Linked DNA regions of Homo sapiens: regions 1 and 3 are each linked to region 2. A link is a loop called in an ENCODE intact Hi-C map of the cell type or tissue named here. Cell type or tissue: IMR-90. All regions are shown on one strand. Region 1 overlaps TBL1X (transducin beta like 1 X-linked). Region 2 overlaps TBL1X (transducin beta like 1 X-linked). Region 3 has its middle 57 kb from the start of LINC03114.

The links. Hi-C counts contacts between places; a loop is a spot of excess contacts. Peaks named below come from ENCODE experiments on the same cell type or tissue, not always from the same donor. Only the 100,000 strongest peaks of a DNase experiment are listed, where the experiment ranks them.
Region 1: it touches region 2 in a loop (11-fold over the local background); 4 of 110 quality-filtered maps call a loop at or near these places.
Region 3: a loop joins it to region 2, with 10 times the contacts of the local background. A loop is called at or near these places in 2 of 110 quality-filtered maps.

What each region holds. Positions count from the first base shown.
Region 1 is chrX:9,527,725-9,535,724 of GRCh38, reverse strand. All of the region lies in intron 2 of TBL1X (transducin beta like 1 X-linked), which reads right to left. Among named protein-coding and RNA genes, the nearest start is that of TBL1X, 67 kb to the right of the region's middle. RefSeq lists enhancers at 2,628-3,197, 4,339-4,910 and silencers at 4,726-4,795, 4,622-4,916. In IMR-90, no CTCF peak of the experiment used is centred here; a DNase peak (open chromatin) is centred at 4,604; H3K27ac peaks cover 485 bases.
Region 2 is chrX:9,678,139-9,686,138 of GRCh38, reverse strand. TBL1X (transducin beta like 1 X-linked) reads right to left here. Exons shown (of 18, transcript NM_005647.4): 6 at 1,951-2,096. Among named protein-coding and RNA genes, the nearest start is that of GPR143, 84 kb to the left of the region's middle. RefSeq lists an enhancer at 3,195-3,695. In IMR-90, a CTCF peak has its summit at 3,531; DNase peaks (open chromatin) are centred at 3,558, 4,508 and 7,368.
Region 3 is chrX:8,865,856-8,873,855 of GRCh38, reverse strand. No RefSeq gene overlaps it. Among named protein-coding and RNA genes, the nearest start is that of LINC03114, 57 kb to the left of the region's middle. In IMR-90, a CTCF peak has its summit at 4,748 (motif pointing left); a DNase peak (open chromatin) is centred at 5,245; H3K27ac peaks cover 1,664 bases.

The DNA of each region.
Region 1 (8,000 bases), 150 kb after region 2:
TGTTTATACCCAGACAAGTAAAATATAAAGGGCACTGTCCTTTAACATTAATTTTGACAAGACATCAGAGCCAGATTTGATCATTTGGATATAATTAAAGAGTGCAAGGTTATTTTCACAAAACCAGAAAGACTTCTCTGATAGAATTCATCATCGCATCTTTAGAAGTTTGTGCTGACTCTCACATCAGGGGGGCTGCGTGTTTACAAACACACCCGAAGACTTTCACGATCAGGTATGCAGGGGAGACCTCAGGCCAGTGTGCCCAGGAGGTAGAATTCAGACACATTTCCAGTTAAAACTCTGGAGGCAAAAAAGTTTATTCCTCTGCACACTCGCAAGCCTGGCTGCAAGCCACACACACTCTTCACCTCCATTTCCTTCCCTCTATAAACAGAACCACATCTGTGCACGATGATTTCGTTTCCTTACAGGGGACTGGAAGCTTCCTCTCTGTCTCTCAAATAATGACAAAAATAACATTACTCAGGCATGCACAGCAGGCAAAGCCTTCTTGACAATTAGGATTTCAGAGCTTCTTTTTAGGGGAAAAGGGAGTAAGAATTCAAGTGGGATGGCTTCTGGAAGCCTGGGTCTGCACAGATCCCAAGCTGTGAAAAGACAGAAGCCCATGTGTCTGGCCTCTTTAAAAAAAAAGAGTAATATAAAAAGAATAATAAAAGTACTTACTGTTGACCGGATGCTCACCAAGCTCTGTTCTAAGCACTTTAACATGAACCAGCTTTTAAAATAATTCCACTTACACAAGCTACCTCAAGTTGTGAAATTCAAAGAAGCAGGGAGTGGAATAGTGGTTGCCAGGAGCTGGAGGGAGGAGAAACAGGGAGGAGTTGTTCAGAGGGTACATTGTTTCCATCCCGCAAATGAAAAGAGTCCTGGAGATGCTGGACAACTGCAGCTGACAATGCCTACACTCAGAGAGGGGGGAAGAGGGGAGATCTCATGTGGGACTTTTTTTAACCAGAATTTGTAAAATGCTGTAACAATATCCTATTAAGGGAGGTACCAACATCCGTCCCCAGTAAACACTGGCAGCCAAGAATCAAACCAAGGGACTGACAGATAACCCCAATCCTGAGTCTACTTTAGTGAAAAACGAGAAAAGGAAAATACTCAACACTGTATTTTTTTTTTAAATTAGGGTATTAAGAACTGTTGAATTAGGCACTTAAATGGGTGTTTGGTATGTGAATCATATCTCTATAAACCTTTTTTTAAAAAAAAGTCCACAATAGCTAAGAACAGGTGCATCTTATTATATATAAGCCACACTGAAATACGATGAGCACGAAAACAAATGTACACAGAAAGCACATAAAGAACCCTATACGAATAATACGTGGCCACTAAATAACAACTGTATGTCAATGAGTAAAAAATCATCACTTAAATGATGAAAGAAATTCAGATGACAGGAGCCTCACAAACCCAGTTTTCTGAAGACATTATTTATACTCATTAGGATGCCTGCACAGATGTTGCTGTTGATATGAAACAGACATTGTAGACACAGTGAAAGGGAGAAAAATGGCTGTCCACCATTTTTCACCTCCACATCTCTCTGGCTAGTCTTTAGTGGGATCAGACAGCAAAGCAGGAAAAGACAATTTGATACAACACCGACCCGACCTGCAGGCTCCTGGGCAACCCTTCTCCTCGCCTGCCTCCCTCCCTTGCTCCCGCATGGTTCTGGGTTCCTCCCTCGGAGCTCAGCACTGCCCAAGCACTGGGCACGGCAAGCCGGTGCTTCACTGTCACCACCCCTACCAGCTCCTGAGCTCCTGGAGCAAGGTCTCTCCAGGGTGCAAGCATCCCTGGCTCTGCAGAGCCTTCATGGCACCTATGGGAGCCCCATTTAACCACAGCCCAAGGAAGTCCACCAGCTGCTTCCCCTTTCGAAGGAGCCCGGAGCAGCACACCCAGCAGAGGTAGTGTCCTGGTCTCCATTTCTCGTAACTTGATCATGCTGGCCTGGTAAGCTAGCATCCCTGACCTCCACATTTTCAAAACACTGCACGAATACCCACCATCACTGTGCCTTTCTTTACTTGGGGTCTGCTGTCTGCGATAGGTCCCTCTTTGCCTTGGAAATTGTCCTGCCTTCACTTCTCCACAAAGAAAAGGCTGGGAATGTCTCAGGAGCATTTGAAAACTGCATTTAAGTTTCTCTTTCATGGAGGGTTTTCACTCAGAAGGAAACCAAAACTTCCCCAAAGGTAAAATATTTTCCTAAGTTATCTCCCTACCATCAGAACACTTCTTTGAACTGCAGCATTATGTTTATGGAATTTTGTGTAGCCACAAGTAAGGACTAGAAGAAACGTTTTGAAAAAGTGGGGAGGGGGAGGAAGGAAGAGAATGTATGATGAAATTGGAGAGTAGAGAAAAGCAGGCCGAAGGGTGCGGAAAGCAAGCATTCACGCACATCTTCAACAGACAGCTGTGCTAGGAGTTCGCGCTCGTCTATGGGCTGAATTATGGGCTGTTCACACCTGATGCTGCTTTCAACTCCCTTCCTTTTACCTCTTACCCTCACAGTTTTTGTTTATAACAACTTTACTGAGATATAATTCACATACCATGAAATTCACTCTTTCAAAATGTACAATTCAGTGGTTTTTAATACATTCAGAATTTTGCAACCGCTGTCTAATTCCAGAACACTTTCATCACTTCCAGAAGAAACCCTGTGCTGGCTAGCAGTCACCCCACACTGCCCGTCCCCAGCCCTGGCAAGCAGGAACCCACTTTCTGCCTCTATGGATTTTCCTGTTCTGGACATTAGGCATATTACATCCCTACTCCCAACTCATATGCTGAAGCCTTAAGCCCCAGGACCTCAGAATGTGACTGTTCATTTGGAGTTAGGGCCATTCAAGAGGTAACTAAGGTAAAATGAGGTCATTAGGACGGGCCCTAATCCAACAGGACTAGAGATGAGGGGACACAGACACACACAGAGGGATGACCTTGTTAGGACCCAGGGAGAAGACAGTATCTACAAGCCCAGGAGAGAGGCCTAGGGAGGAACCAACCCTGCTGACCCCTCGATCTGGGACTTAGAACCTCCAGGACTGTGGGAGAATTACGGGCTGCTGTTACAGCCGCCCGGCACGTGGTGCTGCGTTAGGGCAGCCCAGGAGACTAAGGCAAGCCCGCGGGCCCAGTGCCAGGCCCGTGGGAGGCGTGGGAATGCTAAGCAAAAGGATTCCCTCTCCAATTCCTGGAGAGAGAGCACAAGGAGTGAGGCTCATGGGCTTGCCCCCTAACCGCTACGTCCCAACCCTTTGTCCCTTATTAAGAGTGTTTAATGTGTTTGGATAGAATTCCTCTAGGGTAAAAATGCTTCACCCCCAATGTTAAGATATAGAATTGTAATTTTACCCTCCCTCACCCCTCCCTTACAAATCAGTTAACGCTCAGATGTCCAGGGTGGGGCAGAAATCTGTTAATTGACATAAAAGAAATGCAGCCTTCGCTTCCTGGGGCAGGGGCTCCCAGTGCAGGCTTGGACAGAGATCCACATGCAGACTAAATGTCCACCCAAAGCTCCAGAAGCATGTGCGCAGCTCAGGAGGCCACTGCACGAACCTTTCAGCATGGCCAGATCTACTTCTCCTCCCCTCCCACCCCACAGACAGCACTGATTTTAAAAGACGTGCTCTTGCGCCCCAGTGTGGTGGCTCACACCTGTAATCCCAGCACTTTGGGAGGCCAAGGAGGGTGTGGATCATTTAAGGTCAGGAATTCGAGACCAGCCTGGCCAACATGGCGAAACCCCACCTCTACTAAAAATACAAAAATTAGCCGGGTGGTAGTGGTGCGCGCCCATAATCCCAGCTACTAGGGGGACTGAGGCAGGAGAATCACTTGAACCCAGGAGGTGGAGGTTGCGGTGAGCTGAGATAGTGCCACTGTACTCCAGTCTGGGCGACAGAATGAGACCGTGTCTCAAAAAGAAAAAAAAAAGAGCCTCTCATTATGTTGCCCAGGCTGGTCTCGAACTCCTGGACTCAAGGGATCCTCCCGCCTCGGCCTCCCAAAGTGCTGGTATTACAGACATGAGCCACAGCGCCCCGCACAGATCTACTCTTCTTAAATAAGCGGAGATGCTTTTTATTTGTGTCTTTTTGTTGTCGTTGTTATTTTCTCTCAATTATTTAGAATGTACAAAATATTCGTGGTATTCAAGGATCAGGTAACAGCTTTACAAACCAGAAATGAGCGATTATTGACATTTAATCAACCAAGAAATATTTATGAAATATAAGGCAAAAAAACCCCACCACCAACACACACCAACACACACACACACACACACACACACACACACACACACACACACACACCCTCCAGGTTCTTAGTTCAAAAAAGTACCTAGAAATAAGGAAAAATGTAAATTGTTCTGAAGCATGCAAAGTTCATCCTGTCATGAATGAAAGGAACTCTCCCTCTCCCCTCCCTCTCTCCCTGTCTCTCCCTCTCCCTGACTCATTTACTGTGTGAGTTTCTTAAATTCGTGTTAGGGAATGCAGGGAATTTAAGCACTAAGCATACCCATCTCCCACTAACTCCACCCTCCCACCCAGGCCTCCCCCTTTTTAACACTCCCCACCTCTGCACAAAAGGTCCTGATCCTTCTCTATTCAGTTGCATTCTCTTAATGCAATGCACCCGGCACAAGCACACATCCCGCTCAAGGGTTAGCTGCTGACGGAGGGGCGGGGCTTTACCAGCGGCAGATAAGATGCTTTGGCAGGGAGCCTCTTTGCAGCCTCACACGTGATGCTCGGTCCATTTTTTTAAAGGGGGAGGACTACGTTTCATTGAACACATCTAAAAATGTAATGGAGGGAGGGAGGAATTAAAGTCAATGGGTAAAACGTGCCATTTAAAAGTATATGTATTCTCGGGAAAAAATCCAGAAACATTTTCTTTCCGTTATATTTTAAGATTTCTTGGGTTGACTTCAACACAGATAAATGAACATTTGTGATGAAAAGATAAGTATAGTTTCTTAAAATTGAGAAGTCAAGGGGATTTTCTCACCTTATTTTAAAAGAAACATGTAAATATTTTAGCGGAAGTAGAGAGGAAAAAGGAAACATGCAGGGCTTTTTTAAAAGAGCACCTTTTTTTACAGCTTTAAAGCCACAGATAATTTGAGAACATAAAAATGTGTGATGTGGTCTGTTCATTAAAAAGTAAGTGCCAGTATAAATTGAATTTTAAACTATCATTTAGCCAGACAATAATTTCAAATTTAATAACTAAATTGATTTTAATTGCTTTTAAATGGTCCTGGCAAAATCTGAGCAAGCTCTTCATTTCTGCCAATTCATTAGAAGCAGGCAAACTTGAATACAGAAGGAAAAAATCAAATCATTATAATTAAACAAAATTTTCTGCATTCAGTATCCTCTCCAATGTCAAGCAGACCTAGAAGCTACTGACTCTAACAAAAGCAAAGGAGACAGATGGGAGAATGGACCCCCTCGTGACATTAAAATGCCACCTGGCTTATAAATGCACGTTCGTTTTGGAAGACATCAACAATAACAGGGCTCTCCTGTTTGTTTTTTTAAATCGTCTTTTTAGGTCTTCTAAAACTAGAGGAGCTCAGAAGTGCTTTCCCCACATTCATCAGGTATTCTATTGTGGGTTTTCTTTACTCCACCACTCAGCGTATTTCTAGATATTAACCCATTCCTCCATGCATCTGCCATGGAGGTTTCTTTCTCTCTTTCTATCTCTCTCTTTCTTTCTTTGAGACAGGGTCTTGCTCTGTGGTCCAGGCTGGAGTGCCATGGTGCAATCACAGCTCACTGCAGCCTCAACCTCCCAGGCTCCCGCCTCAGCCTCCTGAGTAGCTGGGACCACAGGTGTGCGCCACCATACCTGGTCATTTTTTTTTTTTTTTTTTGGTAGAGACAGGGTCTCCTTATGTTGCCCAGGCTGGTCTCCAACTCTTGGCCTCAAGCGATCCTTCCACCTTGGCATTCCACAGTGCTGGGGTTACAGGCATGAGTCACTGCGCCCAACCATGCCATGGAGGTTTCCTTGAAGTTTTTACCCTGAGCCTCATGACCCCCCATGTCTACATTATTCTTACTCCCAAACAACATCAGAAACAAGGCGCACAGCTGCTGAAGGCTGCTTGGGCCTGGAAACCAGTCTCTACCTGGCTGTGCCATGCCTGCCTTCCTGCACCCACATCTGGGGTCTGAATGCATTCCACACAATGTCTGCAACCCCTCCTTTAGCACGTCTGAAATTCAGCATTCCAGGCAACTGCGGAGATGAGGCCATCATCCCTCAGGACTGCCTTTAACTCCTGGATCCAAGAAAACTGTGGCAACCACAAAGACCAGAGATAACAGAGGACCGGCAAGAGAGTAAACATCTTGGACCTTGAGGGCCATGCCATCTCTGCTGCAACCCACCCAAGTCTGCCCTGGTGGCACACTAAAGCAGCCACAGAGGACACAGAAAGCAATGGGCATGGCTATGTCCCAATAAAGCTGGATTTTCAAATATGGGCCGTGGTTCACACAGACCTAGAGCCTGATCAAAACGTTACCATAGGCACTTCCTTTGTGATTTAATTTTAACAAGCCATATGCTAATTTTGAAATTGTTTTCCAAAAAACCCAAACAAAGCAGGAAAAAAAAAATCAGAAAACTTTTCCACTCCGTATTTTTCAGTGCTGGTTTCCAGAACAGCCAACAACAGGTGGGATAGAATTTGGTGTCGCGGATATAGCAGTGTGTGGCCAAGATTCCCGTTCAGGGCTTCCCCCCATCTCCAGCTGCCACCCTCACCCAAAGCCAGGCCCCAGTGAATGGGCAATGTGGACCTTTACAAAGGCCTGGGCCCCTTGACTTGAGTCAGGACAAGCCGAGACCCAGAGCACCCATGGGTTCAGCTAAAGACTCTGTGACCCCGCCCCAGTCCACTCCTCCCAATCCCCAAAGCAGCACCCCCCGCCCCCACTGACCCCACCCCCTCCCCCCGCAAGCTCCTGCACTCCCCAGACTCTGATCCTGAGCCTCTCTCCCAAGATCCTCAGCACTGTGGCTTCCCAGGAAACCCATGTGCAGCTGCGGGTCACCTGCCCAGGGGCCCAGAGTGGGAACTAGGCAAAGAGGCTGGGGACGTCTGGAAAGGCAGGCCCGGGTACCATACTGAACTGTCCCTCTTCATCTGACAGTCGTTTCTATTTCAGAGACACTTCCTTCCAAACGCCAATGCCTCACAGTCTCTATTCCTGTTCAGGGCCTCGGGAGAACTCCTCGCTCTTCAAATGGGAAGTGAAGTTACCTGTGTTCCTAAGACCCCCTGCATATAGGACAATTCCTCGGAAATGAACTGAGCTGCAAATGTCCTGACACAGGCTACAACATGGGAGAACCTCAAGGACATTATGCTAAGTGAAAAAAGCCAGACACAAAAGGACAAACAGAGCATGACTCCACTGACATGAGGCACCTCAGACTAGTCAAATCCACAGACACAGAAAATAGAACGGTGGGTGCCAGGGGCTGCGGGGGAAGGGAGAATGGGGAGTTACTGTTTCATGGGGACCAGGTTTCGGGTTGGGATAATGAAAAATTTCTGAGGCTGGGCACGGTGGCTCCCACCTGTAATCCCAACACTTTGGGAGGCAGGAGTGGGTGGAATGCTTGAGGCCAGGAGTTTGATGCCAGCCTGGGCAACCTAAGGAGACCACGTCTCTACAGAAAAGTTAAAAAATCAGCCTGGCGTGGTGATGCGCACCTGTGGTCCCAGCTACTCGGGAGGCTGACATGGGAGGATCGTTAAGGCTGTAGGGAGCCGTGATGCACTCCAGCCTGAGCAACAGAGCAAGACCCTGCTCCACTCCTCCACCAAGAAAAAGAAAAAGTTTGGGAGTTATGAATGGCGGTGATGGTGGCGGAACAGTGTGAATATGGGATCCCAGCACCTCAGTGCCCATAAA
Region 2 (8,000 bases):
CACACAGTGTGAAGGGGTTTGCCAGGGAAAAAGGAGCACAAGAGAGGAAAAAACACCGGAGTTTCGAAAGCCACAGCTTTGCGAAAAATGGCAGGCAGAAGTGCAAGAAAGAAAACAGGGACTGGGTACAGTGGCTCACGCCTGTACTCCCAGCACTTTGGGAGGCCAAGGCGGGAGGATCGCGGGAGGATCGCTTGAGCCCAGGAGTTCAAGACCAGCGAGACCTCATCTCTACAAAAAATAAAAAAATTATCTGGACGTGGTGGTGTGTACCTATAAGTTCCAGCTGCTCAGGAGGCTGAGGCAGGAGGATCTTTTGAGCCAGGAGGTTGAGGCTGTAGTGAGCTATGATTGTACCACTGTACTCCCACCTGGGTGACAGAGAGAGACCCTGTCTTAAAAAAAAAAAAAAAAAAAAAAAGAAAAGAAAAGAAAAAGAGAACAGGATATTATTACTTTGTGATTTTCTAAAAGAGTTTTTTAAAGCAGTGTAACATGCTGTGAAGGAGAAAGGTTTGTAAGGGCAAGACCAGTTCCCAGAAAGACGGGACAGAGGGAATCCTGGAAGAATGTGACTGCCAGGTGGGATGGATGACGGTACAGTATGGAAAAGTTCAGTAGAATCACGCGCCTGGGTCAGAGTAGGAGAAAGAGAAGCAGAGGGAGGAAGCTGCAGGGGACTGAGAAATCAGTAACAGGGACTGTCTGTGGTCCCAGTGCTTTGGGAGGCTGAGACAGGAGGATCACTTGAGCCCAGGAGGTCGAGGCTGCAGTAAGCCATGACTGTGCCACTGCACCCTAGCCTGGGCAACAGTGTGAGACTCAGTCTCTAAAAATAAAATAGGGACTCAGGTGAAGGCGGCAAGAAAGGTTGTGGATCCCATTATTCCCCAGAAGTCAAGGGGATCTTCACTGCAGAATCATGAGACCAGAATAGGAGGGGACAAGAGAGGGTGAGGTGTGTGGTTTAAAACCAAAATTGGTATAAAATTGGCACAACTCCTCACTGTGGACCAATGTAAAAAGTGGGAGGGGTTCCAAGCCAAGTGCACAGTTTTAATGTGCATTTATTTTTCCATCCTCCTACCCCATCTGCTCTACAACGAGCCCGGTAATGAAGGCATCCCTTGAGATCCTCATTAACACCAGAGCCATCACCTCTCTGCCCTGACGCAGCCTCTGGTGATGCCCTCTGCCGGGTTCTGCTGAAATACAGATTCCACCTGACCATGTGTGGGGCCCCTCTCTAACCAACCTGCTCCAGAAATCAAGAAGAGACAGCAAGTCTGCATTAAGTGCAAGGCAAACGTCCACTCCGAAGCCCAGAGCAGCTGAAGATCTGCCGTATCTTTTTCAGATGTGGCGGTGTAAGTGTTTACATCAACTAACAGCCAGTGATTCTACATTTAAGTCAAAAACACAGAGCCATGTGGGAGGGGCACTGGAAGCTTGCTGCTGTGTGTCCACACAACCGGTATTAACACAAAGTGGAAAAGAACCCAACTTACTTTCTTCTTCTTCCTTTTTTTTTTTTTTTTTTAATTTTAGAGATGGAGTCTCACTGCATTGCCCAGGCTGGAGTGTACTGGTGCAATTATAGCTTACTGCAGCCTCAACCTCTCAGGCTTAAGTGATCTGATCCTCTCACCTCAGCCTCCCGAGAGCTGGGGCTACAGGTGCGTACCACCACACTGGGCTAATTAAAAAATTGTTTTTTGTAGAAATGCTGTTACACCATGTTGTCCAGGCTGGTCTCAAACTCCTGGGGTCAAGTAGACTTCCTGCCTCGGCCTCCCAAAGTCCTGGGATTACAGGCATGAGCCACTGCACCCTGCCGCGGAATTAATCCCAAATGCCTGAGGGAAATGCATGTTAGCTTCCAATGTGTTCCAAGCTCCTGCAGCTTCCCAGGGCTCTGCTGTTTGGGGGCCGGGCCCAGCAGCTACGTACCTCGTTGATACTGATCTCGGCCTCTACATACTGCAGGCCCTTCTGGAGAATGGAGATGAGGGCGGCCGGTGGCACTAGCGTCCCATTGATGTTGGACTGGCTGATGTGGCTCTCAATCCCAAACGTGAAAGCCGAGTGGGAAAAACCTGTGGCAAGAGGGGAAAGCTGAGGTTGAGTGAGACCCGAATTGAAGGAGGGAGGTGCAGCCATTGAGATCTGAAGGTGGCCCGCAGACTTCAAACACACTTAATTTGCAGGGACAGACACGGCTGCAGAATGCCCAGGGATGCTTCTGATTTGGGTTCAGTAAGGTGGGAAAGGGCAGGGAGAGAGGGAGGGACTTCAGACCCAGGAAGACCAGGATTGGTATGTGATGAAACAAGGGACTTAAATGGTAGAACCGTTTCAGTGTTATTAAGAACAAAGCAGAACAGACAATAGTTTGCCCTGCATGCCCCGGTTGGACATTTCTGTTACTCAAATTTGGCTCCAGGCTCCCCACCAAAACTCCGTGGTTCGTAAGACTGTGCAGAAGCTCATGCTGAAGCCTCTCTGTGTCACCCCCTGAAAGCACACAGGGCACCTTTCTTCAGCCCAAGATGAGGGAACAGCAAACGCTGACCCTGAGTCCTCCTGGCACGCGGGGCAAGTGTATCACAACTCAACAACTGAAGACGGAGAAGAGGCCGTCCTGGACTGACTGGTGTGGCACTGAGTCATTTTCTCAAAACACTGGGAATTTTCTCTTTGCTAATTGATGCTGGCTCTTTTCCTCTCCTCCCCCAGTGCATCTCTTTCACTGCCGCTCTAGGAAGCTGCTATCAATGATGCTTGGCAATTTAAAGGTGTTTTCAGATCAGCTTTGGATGAAGGCTCTTGAATGAAGCTGTTGGGAAGGGGGTCAGGACCGAATACACAGAAAGCCATGCCTTGCTCTTGTGGATGGCGCCTGCTTCAAGGAAAGAAGGCAATGATGCAGGGCATCTATGTGGAGGTCTGGGGGTGATGAGGAAGCTGCGACAGCCCTTCATCAAGGAGAGAGAGGGAGGTGGCATCCCACTGCCAGCAAGCCTAGGCTGCTGCAGGGAGTTTCCTAAAACAGGCAACCCCGCCTGGCAGGGCTGGGTCACTTTGCTTGGTGCAGAGGCGGCCTGAGGGTGCACAGGAGCTTGAAATCCTTGGGAGGTGGACATCATGGGGGGATCTCGTGTGAGGAACATGGACCCCCAGTGCTCGGTTCCTGGCAACAGGTGGGGTGGACACCAAGGCATTCCCATGGTGTGGCTTTCAACTCTCACACTGTTTACAACTTCCATGCATGAGGCAAATGAGCAGGAAGCAGGGAGTTCGGAAAGCAGCCACTCTACCTCCCTGGTTAGACCACTCTGCAGGCTGAGAATCTGCTTATCCCAGGAGGCAGGACTGTCAGCCTTGCTGGACAGGTGCTCCTCTTCCGCCGCCTTTCATTCAGCCAATGAGGGGCAGTGGCAGCCGGCTTCCCTCTGCTTCCGTATCAGTGCCCTTCTGCCTCGCCTTATCCAAATGCAAACTGACCTTGCAATAAACAAAACGCTCACCAGATGGGAATGTTCCTCCAGGAGACGAGCTCTGCGCTGTGCTCTCCTTGCTGCTTTCTTACACTTCACTTTTCTCTGTCTACTCTCCCTCCTCCTCAATCCACCCTCTGTTCTGTCCCCACCGCCAGGTTGTAAAGAACATATCAAATGTGTAGTTGAGATTTATCTAACAGAGTAATAGGGTAGCTGCTATTAATTTTACAATCAATTGCACAGAGCCTTGCATATTTCTTTACAGAACTATAACTGCCTACATTAGGTTCCAAAGGACGCCCTTCCAGGTTCCCCTATCCCCAAGGGTTCCTCCGCCCCTGTGTTTTTGGAGGATATAAGCCAAGGCTGTTTACAACAACCTTACCTTTTCCTTCTAACTTGCTTTCTCTCTATCCACCTTCCTTTTCTCCTACCCACTCCTACCAAAATGAAGCAACCCACCCTTGGGTTCACCAACGACTCTATTCTCTGCCAATGCTATACAGAGTTTTACCTGCAAGCTTTTATCATTGAGGTCTTTGGCAAAGTGTGGAAGAGAAAAACCCCAGTCAATGGATAAAGCGGGACCTCACTGCATTCTTGGCTTGACGATCCACTACATGGAATCTTCCTTATCTACTCTGGGCCACAGTGATTCCTCTCTCATAGACATCATGACTCTCACGGCTGATGGGGGCCACTCACGTGGCTCCTACTAAATGGCTTCAAGCTTCTCAGCATCATTCTGTCACTGCCGCTTTCCCCTTGATCAATCAGTCTCTGAGATCTTTTGAGGGTAACTGACAGCCTCCTGTTGCTCAGTTTGTAGGGGTGGGGCTGAGATCTAAGCCTGGGTGCCAGAAACCACTCTTAGCCACCATGAAACAGTATCTAGAAACATCTACTGAATGCACCAGAATGCAGCATTATGTGCTGATGACGGCACCTGACAAGCAAACCTCATGGCTGATGGAGCAATTGTGGAAGGAAAGTCTCGTGCTCCTGGGACATTTCATTCATCCACTCTGACTCATTCATTCCCGCAAGCAGCACTGGGCCACAGAACTGGTACTTGCAGTCACATGCTCTGTGAAACAGAGCCGATTCTGACCACATTACCATCTTCAACCAAACCTGGGCACTCTGTCCACTACCTCAGTCTTTGTAGCAGCTGTTTGGAGTTGGTACTGTTTTTGTTTCACACATAAGGACAAACATTGGAGACATCAGGTAACCCGCCCAAGGATCATGTGATATGACGCTGAACTAAACTGTGAACCGTAGACTATGTGACTCCGAGATTCCGCTTTTTACTTTACACTCCAAGACCCACCCACAAGCACAGGAACCAAAATTCTTGAATTCCCTGCATGGACACAGACTCCATTTCCACCTGGCTGCTCAGCTAGACCACTGGCAGCTCTGGACAGCAGCCAGCGTGGGTGCAGCTCAGGCAACTCACAAAGAACGGTGTGCAAAGCTCAGTCTAACCCACGGAGGGAGTGTGCCCTTGATTTCTCTCTCATCTGGGTTTTTAATGTTGAGTACATGTTTTGGCTGTATAACTTTATCTCTCTACATGATTATGCTCTCCAACACAGATTTCATTTCTAGATCGTGTGGACAACAGTATCCACATTCAATTAAGTCTTCTTGGAACAAAGAGATGAACCAGTAAAGATGGACTAAGGATGTGGCGTCTGAGACTTCTGCAAAGAGCTGAAAGTCGTCTGCCGAAAGGAATATCCTGTGCAGATGCACAATGACAAATGTGCAGGATAAAGTTCTACAGGGGTACCTCGAAGGTCTTTCATCAGCTTGGGTCCTCTTTTGGAGAGGGTAGGTCATGACTGGAAATTAGGCACCTTCATAAAGACCTGGGAGATGTGCATTCCATGCCATGGTTAACAGAAGTCCTCCTATTTGCTGAAATTTTCACTAGCTGCATTTCTCTGAATGGATCTCTACATGGCCTCTAGAGCAATGGTTTTTCAGTCCATTTGCTTGCAAGATTTTCTTACTGATTTCTGGCCATGTGGTCTCATGAAGGCAAGCAGGAGGGCTGGATGGAGAAAATGTCAGCAGCAGGCAGGATGGCTGGGTTCTGTCCTCGTTCTGCCACTGGTGCCTGGCCCATGTCGCTTCATTTGGCTGGGCCTGCATTTCCTCCTCTGTGATATAGGGATAAAAAGTACCTTGAGGTGCTGATGAGACACATAGATGGGACAGCAGCCAGACCCCCAACACATTTGATGGAGAGGAGACCACAGTGAGTGGAAAGGTTGCTGTCCCAGCTTTCCTTGTTGGAACAATAAGGATGTCAGATGAAATGGCTGCTAGGATATTTGCTAGTTCTGATATTCATTCTGGGACAGGAAGATGCCTGCTACGTTCTGAATGTTTGTGTCCCCCCCAGATTTGTATGTGGGAGACAAATCCCCAAAGTGACGGTATTAAGGGGTGGGGCCTTCAGGAAGCAATTAAATCATGAGGGATCCACTCTCGTGAATGGGATCAGTGTCCCTATAAAAGAGGCTCAAGCAAGCTCCCCTGCACCTTCCACCATGTGAAGACACAGAAGGAGCCATCCATGTGAAACAGGACCTCACCAGACACCAAATCTGCTGGCGTCTTGATCTTGGACTTCCCAGCCTCCAGGACTGTGAGCAATACACTTTGGTTGTATATAAATTACCCAGTCTAAGGTGTTGGTTATAGCCCATACTAACTAAGACAATGCCCAAGGACTATGTACTAGAGGCTGCTTGACCACTTCCTCTTAGGCCACAGTTGCCAGAACCAGGTGCCAGGGTGCTGCGGAAGGTAATGCCTGCCTCCACACCTGCCAGCATCTCACCCCTCCCACTTGGACTCCAGGGCTAATGGGCACATTCATATGCAGTCTGCCAGAGTGGTGAGACTTCGGTGCCTTGTGCCTCCTCAGCTTTCCCGCATCTCTGAACACATCTCTTCTGCCCAACAAGACATCCGTAGGAACAAAGACCAGAATGTCAATGATAAACGAAGCACCAAGGACTGCCCCTGCGGCAGGTGCAGAAGTAGTTAAAGGGCAGGAGAACAAAGAGCTTGGTGGTACCTCGATGAAAGATCGTGTGAGGGTGATGGGTTAGTGTCCTTGGTGTCACCAGTAGGCTAGCCTAGAGACATTCCTGAAGACGCTAGGCTTGCCACCTACTTAGGAGGCGTATTCCTGATGAATCTCTTGACAGCAGGGCTTCTCAAGCACAGCATGGCTGACTTTTAGGCTGGCTCATTCCTTGCTGTGGGGGACACAGTCCCATGCATTGTACGATGTTGAGCAGCACCCCCGGCCTCTACCCACTAGATGCCAGTAGCACACTCCCATTGTAACAACCAAAAATGTTTCCAATATTGTCCCATCAACCCCACCATGGTTGGGGAATTGACACCCTGAAAGGCCACTACCCCCAGCTCTACTCTCCTTACATTTCTGCTTGGTTCTTGGTTGTTGCTATTGAAAAGCAAGCCACCCTCTGCATGCAATTGGTCATAGACCTTAGATAACATAACACACAGTAACAGAGCATAACCAGATGAGGTAAAATTATTCCCAGGGAGAAAAAAAAGAGTATAATCATGATAAACTGAAAGGCTTACACAAAGGATGACATTTTATAAAGGATGGTAGGATCTTCCATGTAAAGTCCTGTCCATTTGGAATAAAACGTGTAATAGTCTCACAAGAGAGGAAACAGTCTGTATAAGAATTTGTCTCATCTAACTAGGCAACATAAACATTTAAAACAAACCAAGTACATGTATTGCGTTTCTTGCAATTATGACACTGCTAAACCACACCCCTCACAAATGACTTCACAAACCATTTGAGTTATACAGTGTACTACTATGCTCAGCTAATGTTGGCCTGATTCATCAGCAAAATCTGCTAAGTTATCAATCACTGGCCTTTAGAAATACTGCTTATTTGGCAGAGAAAAGTAGAATTTAATACTCAGGCAGCTGTGGAGTTGGTTTTGCATCTTCAGCTAAAACAAATACCAAGGGTATCAATTTGTAACATTAAAACTGGAATTTTTATTAAGTATTTAACAGACTCACATACTTGTAATACTTACAGCTATCCAAAGCTGAGGGACACCATCTGCTATCTGTGCATTGCCTAGATCATGGGCTTGCAAACTGAGGCCCACAGACCAAGTCTGGCTCACTGCCAGTGTGTGTAAATAAAGTTTTATTGAGATACAACCACACCCATGAGTTGATGTGTTGTCTATGGCTATTTTCACACTACAATGGGAGAGTTGAGTAGGTGCAACAGAGACCACATGGCTCATAAAGCTGAGGATATTTACTATCTGCTCCTCTACAGGAAAAGTGTGCTGACCTGATTTTATATACAGTTGACTCTCCATATCCGATAGTTCTGCGTCCACCAAATCAACCAACCACAGATCAAAAATATCCAGAAAAAAACAACAAAAAACAATATGATGATAA
Region 3 (8,000 bases), 810 kb after region 2:
CTTTTGCCTCTCCCACTAGACAGCACCAATATCTCCAGGGAGCATCTTGCAAATGCAGATTGTTAGCCCCACCTCAGACCTACTGTATTAGTCCATTTTCACACTGCTGATAAAGACATGCCAGAGACTGGGTAATTCATAAAGAAAAAGAGGTTTAACGGACTCACAGTTCCACGTGGCTGGGGAGGTCTCACAATCATGGCAGAAATTGAAAGGCATGTCTTACATGGCAGCAGGCAAGATAGAATGAGAACCAAACAAAAGAGGTTTCCCCTTATAAAACCACAAGATCTCATGAGACTTACTCATTACCATGAGAACAGTATGGGGGAAACTGCCCCCATGATTTAATTATCTCCCACCAGGTTCCTCTCACAACATGTGGGAATTAGGGAAGCTTCAATTCAAGATGAGATTTGGGTGGGAACACAGCCAAGCCATATCGCCTATTGAATCACAAACTCTGGGAGTGGCGCCTGATAATCTGTCCATTTAACAAGCTCTCCCTGTGATTCTGTTGCTGAACTCAAGTTTTCAAAGTGCTGACCTCAGCTATAAGCTCCTTAAGGACAAAAACTTTAATTTACTACTGACACAGCAATAATATATGGCAGGTGGTAGTTTTGTAACAGGGACTATACTGTAAAAATATTCCATTTTTTCCTCTTTGGTTCTCTTTTTCATTTTTGAGCAGTCTTTCCTGTAGCTCTCTCAGGGGCATCCTCTGTTTGGGTAGGGATGATGGTGTGAGTGAAGGTTCATTCTCTTATAGAAGAAAGGAAAGGGGTGGTATCAGGGTAATGTTAGGTTTTAGGGGTTCGCAACTAGAAAGTAGCCTTGTGACCCAGACAATAAAAACTCTGAATTCCTTATTTACATATTTAGTATTTCAAGAACTGTGCTTGATGAGCCAGCTCATAGAGCTTTATGCCAGGAAGAAATATCTAAGGAAGAGGGAAAGGAGGAGGGGGCTCATGGTATTTTAGACAGGGGCAAAATAAGGGAGATTGAGAAAAACATCTGTCTTGGCCTCCTGCTGCTGCTATAACGAATTCTCTCACTTGGTGGCTTAAAACAAGACAAACTTATTATCTGACCGTTCTGGAGGTCAGATGTCTGGAATGGGTCTCACTGGGCTACAATCAAGGGCTATGTTCTTTCTAGACATTTAGAGGACAATCCATTCCCTTGTCTTTTCTAATTTCTAGGGGCTGCCTGCATGCCTTACTTCTTGGCTCCCTTGTTCCATTTTCAAGGCCAGTAGCATGGCGTCTTCCCATTTCTCTGTCTCTCTCTGGCCTCTGCTTTCATCCTCACATCTTCATCTCTCATTCTCGCCCTTCTGCCTCTCTTCACAAAGACCCTTGTGATGACATTGGGCTCACCCGGACAACCCAGGGTCATCTTCCCATTATAAGAGCCTTTGCTTAATCACATCTGCAAAGCCCCTTTGTTGTGTAAGGTAACATAGTCTTAGGTTTTGGGGATTAGGATATGAATATCTTGGCAGGGAGGCATTATTCAGCTTACCCAGCACCCCTGCTGCATTCAGCTGCAAGAGGTCTGGTGCAGACGTGACTGTAGAGCACAAAGTGCCTGGGCCCTCGGTCATATGTAATCCTTGAGTTAGAGTAGCATGTCCTCAGATATGCTGCTTATTTTACAGAGAAAGGACTATGCCTATCTGATAGTTTCCTGCTTTATTAAGCATGGCATAGCTGTAGTATAGCAGTCTCTGCATGTTTGTAATGCACTCCTCTCCATTGCTTCTTAATTTTTCAGTTTGTGAAGAAAGCACACCTAGAGCACAGTGTCACTCAAAACTATAATGATAATACAAAACTATGCAGCCATCATTAATCCACATTAGTTCTTCACCAATGTTTCTTAAAACACCAGCTATTGACAAAAGATATTTCTTTCTAAGTGACAGGGAAGACCAGACTGCTAAGTTACCTTTTGTTATGGAGGTGTGATGCTTGGTAAGGGATCTCATTCCAAATGCACCTGCCTGACGCCACTGGACAGCTCAGCCCACTCTGCAACTCTTGGATCTCCCACTGGTGTGTGGGAATGGAAGAGTTAAACTGTGATGCTGCAGACTGGTGGGCAGATGACTTTTAACTCATCTCCTCTAACCATATGAACATTGAAAAGTGGGAGACTGGGAACAGCTCTAGAGGAAATTGCTTTTGAGTATCTTGGGAGCGTCTTTCAGAAAACGCTAACCTCAAAGATATCTTTTCCAGCCTAGAGCCAATGGATTATATAAACTCCCTTCCACCACGGTGCCAACACAGCATTTTCAGAAGTAATTATGTAGCTGAGTTCACAGGCCAAAATAGAATATTTTAAAATATGTTTTTCAGAATTGTCAGACTTTCTTCAGTTCCTGAATCTGCTGTAATTAGGATGGAGGTGTTTGGTGTTGTGCTGGTGAAACTTGTGTATGTGAGGTAGAACTATGAGACTCTGTAAGCAGAATGAGCAACTAGGTCTTTCAAGGAGCGTAGCAGCCCCAGTGACAAAAGTCATTTAGAGCCAGATGGAATATGAGCAAATCAGAGAACCCAACAGAATCAGTAAAGGAGGTTAGGCCAAGCTGGTCATGGTTGTATTTCCATAGCCTGCCAGATGTGCCTCCACCCTTCTCCATCCTCTCTGTACCCTCAGGAAGTGACTCCAGTGGACTACATCTGTGGGCCTTGGCTAGCTGACTTCCTGTTGGCTTCTAGGAGGAGATTGGCAGGAGGCAGGAGACTGCCTTTGGGACACAGGTGCTGCATGGATCTGGTAACCACTTCTATCCATGGCCACTTCACCTCTGGACATAGGAACTGTTTACCAGAGATCCTAGCCCCAGGGAACTTCAACATCCCTCTCCAGTATCTTTGCACATAGTCAGTGCATTAGATTCTCCTTGGCATTGATTTCTTCTGGTGGGACTTTTCTACATTATTTTATTTTCTTCTCTTATCTGCTTTATAAAATCTGCAGAAACTACTCTATAGTGTGAATTCTATTCTTTTCAACTTACTATTTTTTTTAACAAACTCTTCAGATGAAAGATGACAGCTGTGTTACTGAAGCAGAGTGATCCTCCAGGTACTCATAATCAGTAGTCAGGTAAATGACTCCCAAGGATAATGGTCCTGGAGCAGGACCTAATTCCTGAGTGAGAACCGCCTGACTGCTACTCTAGATACAGTAAGGAGCGGGGGTGAAATGTCGCATTTCCTGTGGCAGAGAGAGTTGCTTTCAAAACTTTTCTGGCTTCCTTGCCTGTGCAAAGTTGAGCAATTATAAGAACAGAATTGCTTGTCTATAAAATGGAGACAAAAATTCATTCCTCATAGGGCAGTTGTGAAGATTAAAGAAGATTAGAGATGTCATGATTTTCTTCCTCTTCTCTTTCTCCCCCTCCCTTCTCCCCTCTTCTCTTCCTTTCCTGCTCCTCCTCCACATCCTCCTCCACCTCTTCTTCTTCCTCCTCTCCTCCTTATTCTCCTTTTCCTCCTCCTCATCCTCTCCTGATACTCTAATAAAGCAGTTTGCTGATTTGCTCTTCATTTGAGAAAAATAATATAACCTTATTTTGAATCTGTTTTTAGATCCACATCAAAACAATACCTTTGGAATCAGTGTAATTGCTTGCATTATATACTATAGAGTTGTTATCTTAGATCAATGCATCTCATTATTCCTTTGCTTTTTTTTTCCAGAAAACTTAACCCTCTTATCTAATACAGGAACATCTACCTTGCCAGGATGGCACCATATTTATCTTATCAGAGTCTCTGAAAAATTTTTACAGTATGCCCTTTAGAAATTATGCAAGTCATTCCATTTTTGTAGTCACTTTTGTTAAAACTTTAGACATAGCCAAATTGTTCTGCTTCTGGAGAGCATCCTGGAAAATATTTTTTTCTTCTGGGTGCCTACTAGTGACTCAAACCTGTAGTTCTGGTAGAATTTAAAAATCCTTATAGGCTGAATAACACTCCTTGTCTTGTGCTTGGTTCTTAAGCAAAAATAACTCAGGGTTCAGACTGTGTGTGCAGAGGTGTTCTCAAATGGGGGTAATGGGTTGTAATAATACAAGCAAGCCAATCTCTGTGGTGTCCATCGTTAGCAGGTTGACCAACTCCTCCTGGTTTTAAAACCTTCTCAGTCTGGTGCAAACTGGAGTTGTTGGCCATCCTACCTATTGAAAACACACTAAACACATTTCTGACTTCAAGGTTTATGATGCAACTAAAACAGGAGGCAAGAAAAGGCAAAGTAGGTGAGGTGGGGGTCCTTACTCTATTCCAAGCTTCATTATCTTCAGGGGAGGACATTATTTTTTAAGCATCCAGGGAATGGTGTATTTTTACAATGTATCAAAATAGAGCATATGTGCACATCATTAAATTTCATGAGTAGGCTATTTGCATTTCCCAAATTCTCACTTTGTATCAGGTTGACAGGTATGCAAATGGGAAAAAGACATAAAAACATATTTCAAGTTGTTGATAAGTCTTCTTAGCGTTACACTGGGGTAGACTAATGGTAATTCATGTAGAGGAAATGAGCTGTCTCCATGCCGAATGGCAGCCAGCTGAGCAGATCGCTTGCATTTCAGGTGCTACCATGTTAGGGATCCTTTGTGATTTAAAAAATTTTAAAAAGTTTCCATTTCTCTATGAAGAGTTTCCTTAGGCTACTTATATTAATAATGAGCTGCACAGTGACATCTAGTGTAGGAAGCAGAGAAAAATTAGAGACAACACATAGGTTAGTCACCATCTCATGCAATTTCCAAAAGAACATAATGAATAATACTGAGAAACAACTCTCCTTTTGCTGAACGACCATTCTCTTCCTTTCCTTAATTAGCACTAATGAACAACCTCATGGATATATGCTCAGTTAGGATATCTAACCATAGCAGGGGTTGGAGGTGGAAAATGGGGGCAGCGGGGACAATCTCCATTGATGCTATAAAGTTTAAATCTATCATATAGCTGAGACATTTTCCATCCTGGAGTTCTCTTTCAAAGAACAAATGTCTGATGGGGAACAGAAAGGGAAGATTGTTGCATGAACTCACATGTCTATGGTGTTTCTGACCACCACAGACAGTAGTGATTCACAGCTGAGTGTGTTGGATAGGAGTGGATTAATCTTTGGGGGATGCCACTATCTGTATAGGGCTGGCGGACGTGAGAAGCACAACAGGAAATGCAGGAGTATCTTGCAAGGTATGACGCACGGGGAAATGGGGAGCAGAAAGTGCAGGAGAGGCATTGTCAACACAAACTTTACTCACCTCATAATTTTGATCTAGGGTCAGCATAACTCAGCCTTGTTTAGTATGAGTCATCCCCAGTATTAGTATTATTTTGGTGAACATAACACACCAAAACCATTTAAGAAGTACCTAACTTACATGCAGCCTTGCAAATGCAACCTAATATCCTGTTTTCCAGAGTTTACAAAGTTAATGGGCAACAGTCCATTTTTTTCACAGCTCTCCTCTCTGGCCTCTGCACTCTGACCCGCCAGCCCTTATTCTGCTGCTCAGCACAGCAGTGTGTTCCCATCACAAGGCCTTTGCACTTACTGCTCCCATCACATGGGGTGCTGGCCCTGCTGGTTTCATATGGCTGCACTCAAGTCACCATTATGGTCTTTGCTCAGACTATGCTTCAGAAAAGCCTGTGTGATCAGCACTGGAGGTACAGTAGCCATCCCCTTCACAGGAGCATACATTGTTTATTTTTTAACACTTTACTGAAATACTCTACTTATGTGTCTGCTCATTAAAAATACTAATGATGTGATAGCCCCAAGTCATTGAAATACCTCCTTTCCTGCAAAGCAAAAAGATTGTTGAAAGTGTCTGTTGGTTCATTTTAACTGAGTATGATAGAAGAGTCAAGGTAGAGAAGGAACCAGATACTTTCCAAGTAGAATTTTAAAAGACAGTATAGGGGCCAGGCTTCACTTGGAAAATAAATCTGTTTTTCATCTCCAGTACTATAGTTTAGATATTTGTCCCCCAAACCATATGTTGAGATTTGATCCAATGTTGCTGTTGAAGCCTATTGGGAGTTGTTTGGGTCATAGGATAGATCCCTCATGAATAGATTAGTGCCCTCAGTGGTTGGGGGTGGATGACTTCTCATTCTATTAGTTCCCATGGGAACTGATTGTTACAAACAGCCTGGCACTTCTCTCCTCTCTCTCTCTCTCTCTCTCTCTCTCTCTCTCTCGCTTCCTCTGTTTTTGTGTGATCTCTGCACATGAGTAGAAGCATCCTGAATCCCTCACCAGATGCCCAGTGATCCAGCCAGCAGAATTGTGAGCCAAGTAAATCTCTTTTCTTTATAAATTACCCTATTTCAGGCATTCTTGTATAGCAACACAAAACAAACTAAGACATCCAGCTTCTTCGACTAGTAACAGATTTTCAAAAAAAAAAAAAAGTGGCCTGGCAATAAAAATAAAATCAAGACTGTGTTTCTAGGAAACTTTGTTAAAATCACTGAAAGATTTAATGTGCTGTAGAATAAATAGATTCTTTCAGCTAGACAAAAGAATTTCTAAGAATCTTAAGAACATTGCTATTAACAATTTTACTCTCACAAACATTTGCAATTAGTGTCTTGGTGCAGAAATACCAAAGTTCCTTTTCTGGGGTATGATACCCCATGGAGGGGCGGGAGGTGAAGTGGAATAGCTGGGATGGCTACATTGTAGAGTATACACAAACTCAATTTGCTGGGTAATATCGAATCACTTTCAAAGTCATTTTTACCCCTACCAACAGGCTATGGGAGTTTCTATGACTTCACATCCTCACCCATAGATGATGTTAATAGACTTCTTAACTTTTCATGCTCTACTGGATATAAAAAGATGGCTCATTATAAATTTAAACTGCATTTTGCATTTTGTTTTTCTGTTTACTAATGAAACTTGGCACTTTTTCTTTGGCTTATTGGCCATTTGTGTCTTCTATTTCATGAACTACCTTGTCACCTACTCCACAATTAGGATTTGTTACTTGATCTCCATGTGTATATGCAAATATTTGCCTGTATTTATTGTCATCATCATACTTTGGGCACTGGCCATGCTACCTCTGTGAGGAAAGAAGGGAAAGGAAAGGAAAAATAAGAAAAGAAGAAAACATCCATGTAAGTTTTTAATAAGTATGGCATGCATGACTCAGAAAATCTGTCAAAATTTTTATTGGAATTACATTGAATCTGTAGACCAACTGGGTGAGAATTGACAGATCTATGATATTAAGTTTTCTAATGAAGAACATGTTGTTTTGTCCCTAAATTCTGTTCTTCAGTGTTTTTCACCATCTGTCTGTAATTTTCTAGATAAAGAATATATAGGGTTTCCTCCATAAATCTGTTAATGGAGTAGATTAGAGTAACTGACATTCTAACTTTGAAGCACCTTTGATATTGATGTGTTACCTTTCATTATATATTGCTGATAAGTTTTTAAAATATTGTATTTAAGATTTTTGCACCTATGTTCATGAGCGATTTTGGATAACACTTTTAAAGCAGTTTTATTGAGATATTACCCATATACAACATTAGTCGTCCATTTAAAGTGTACAAGGTAGCCAAGCACAGTGGCTTGCATCTGTAATCCTAGTGCTTTGGGAGCCCATGGCAGGAGATTTGCTTAAGGCCAGGAGTTCAATGTCACAGTAAGTTATCATTCCATCACCACACTCCAACCTGGGGGACAGAATGAGACCCTGTCCCTAAAAAGTAATGATAAAAAATAATAACTTGTAAAAATAAAGTATACAATGCAATAGTTGTTAGTGTATTCACAGTTATTCAGGCCTTACTCTAATCAATTTTAGAGCATTTTCATCACCCCCAAAAGAAGTCTTATACCCATTAGCAGTCACTATCTTCTCAATGCCTGGCAACCATTATTTTGCTATCTCTGTGGATTTATCTATTCTTGATATTTCATAT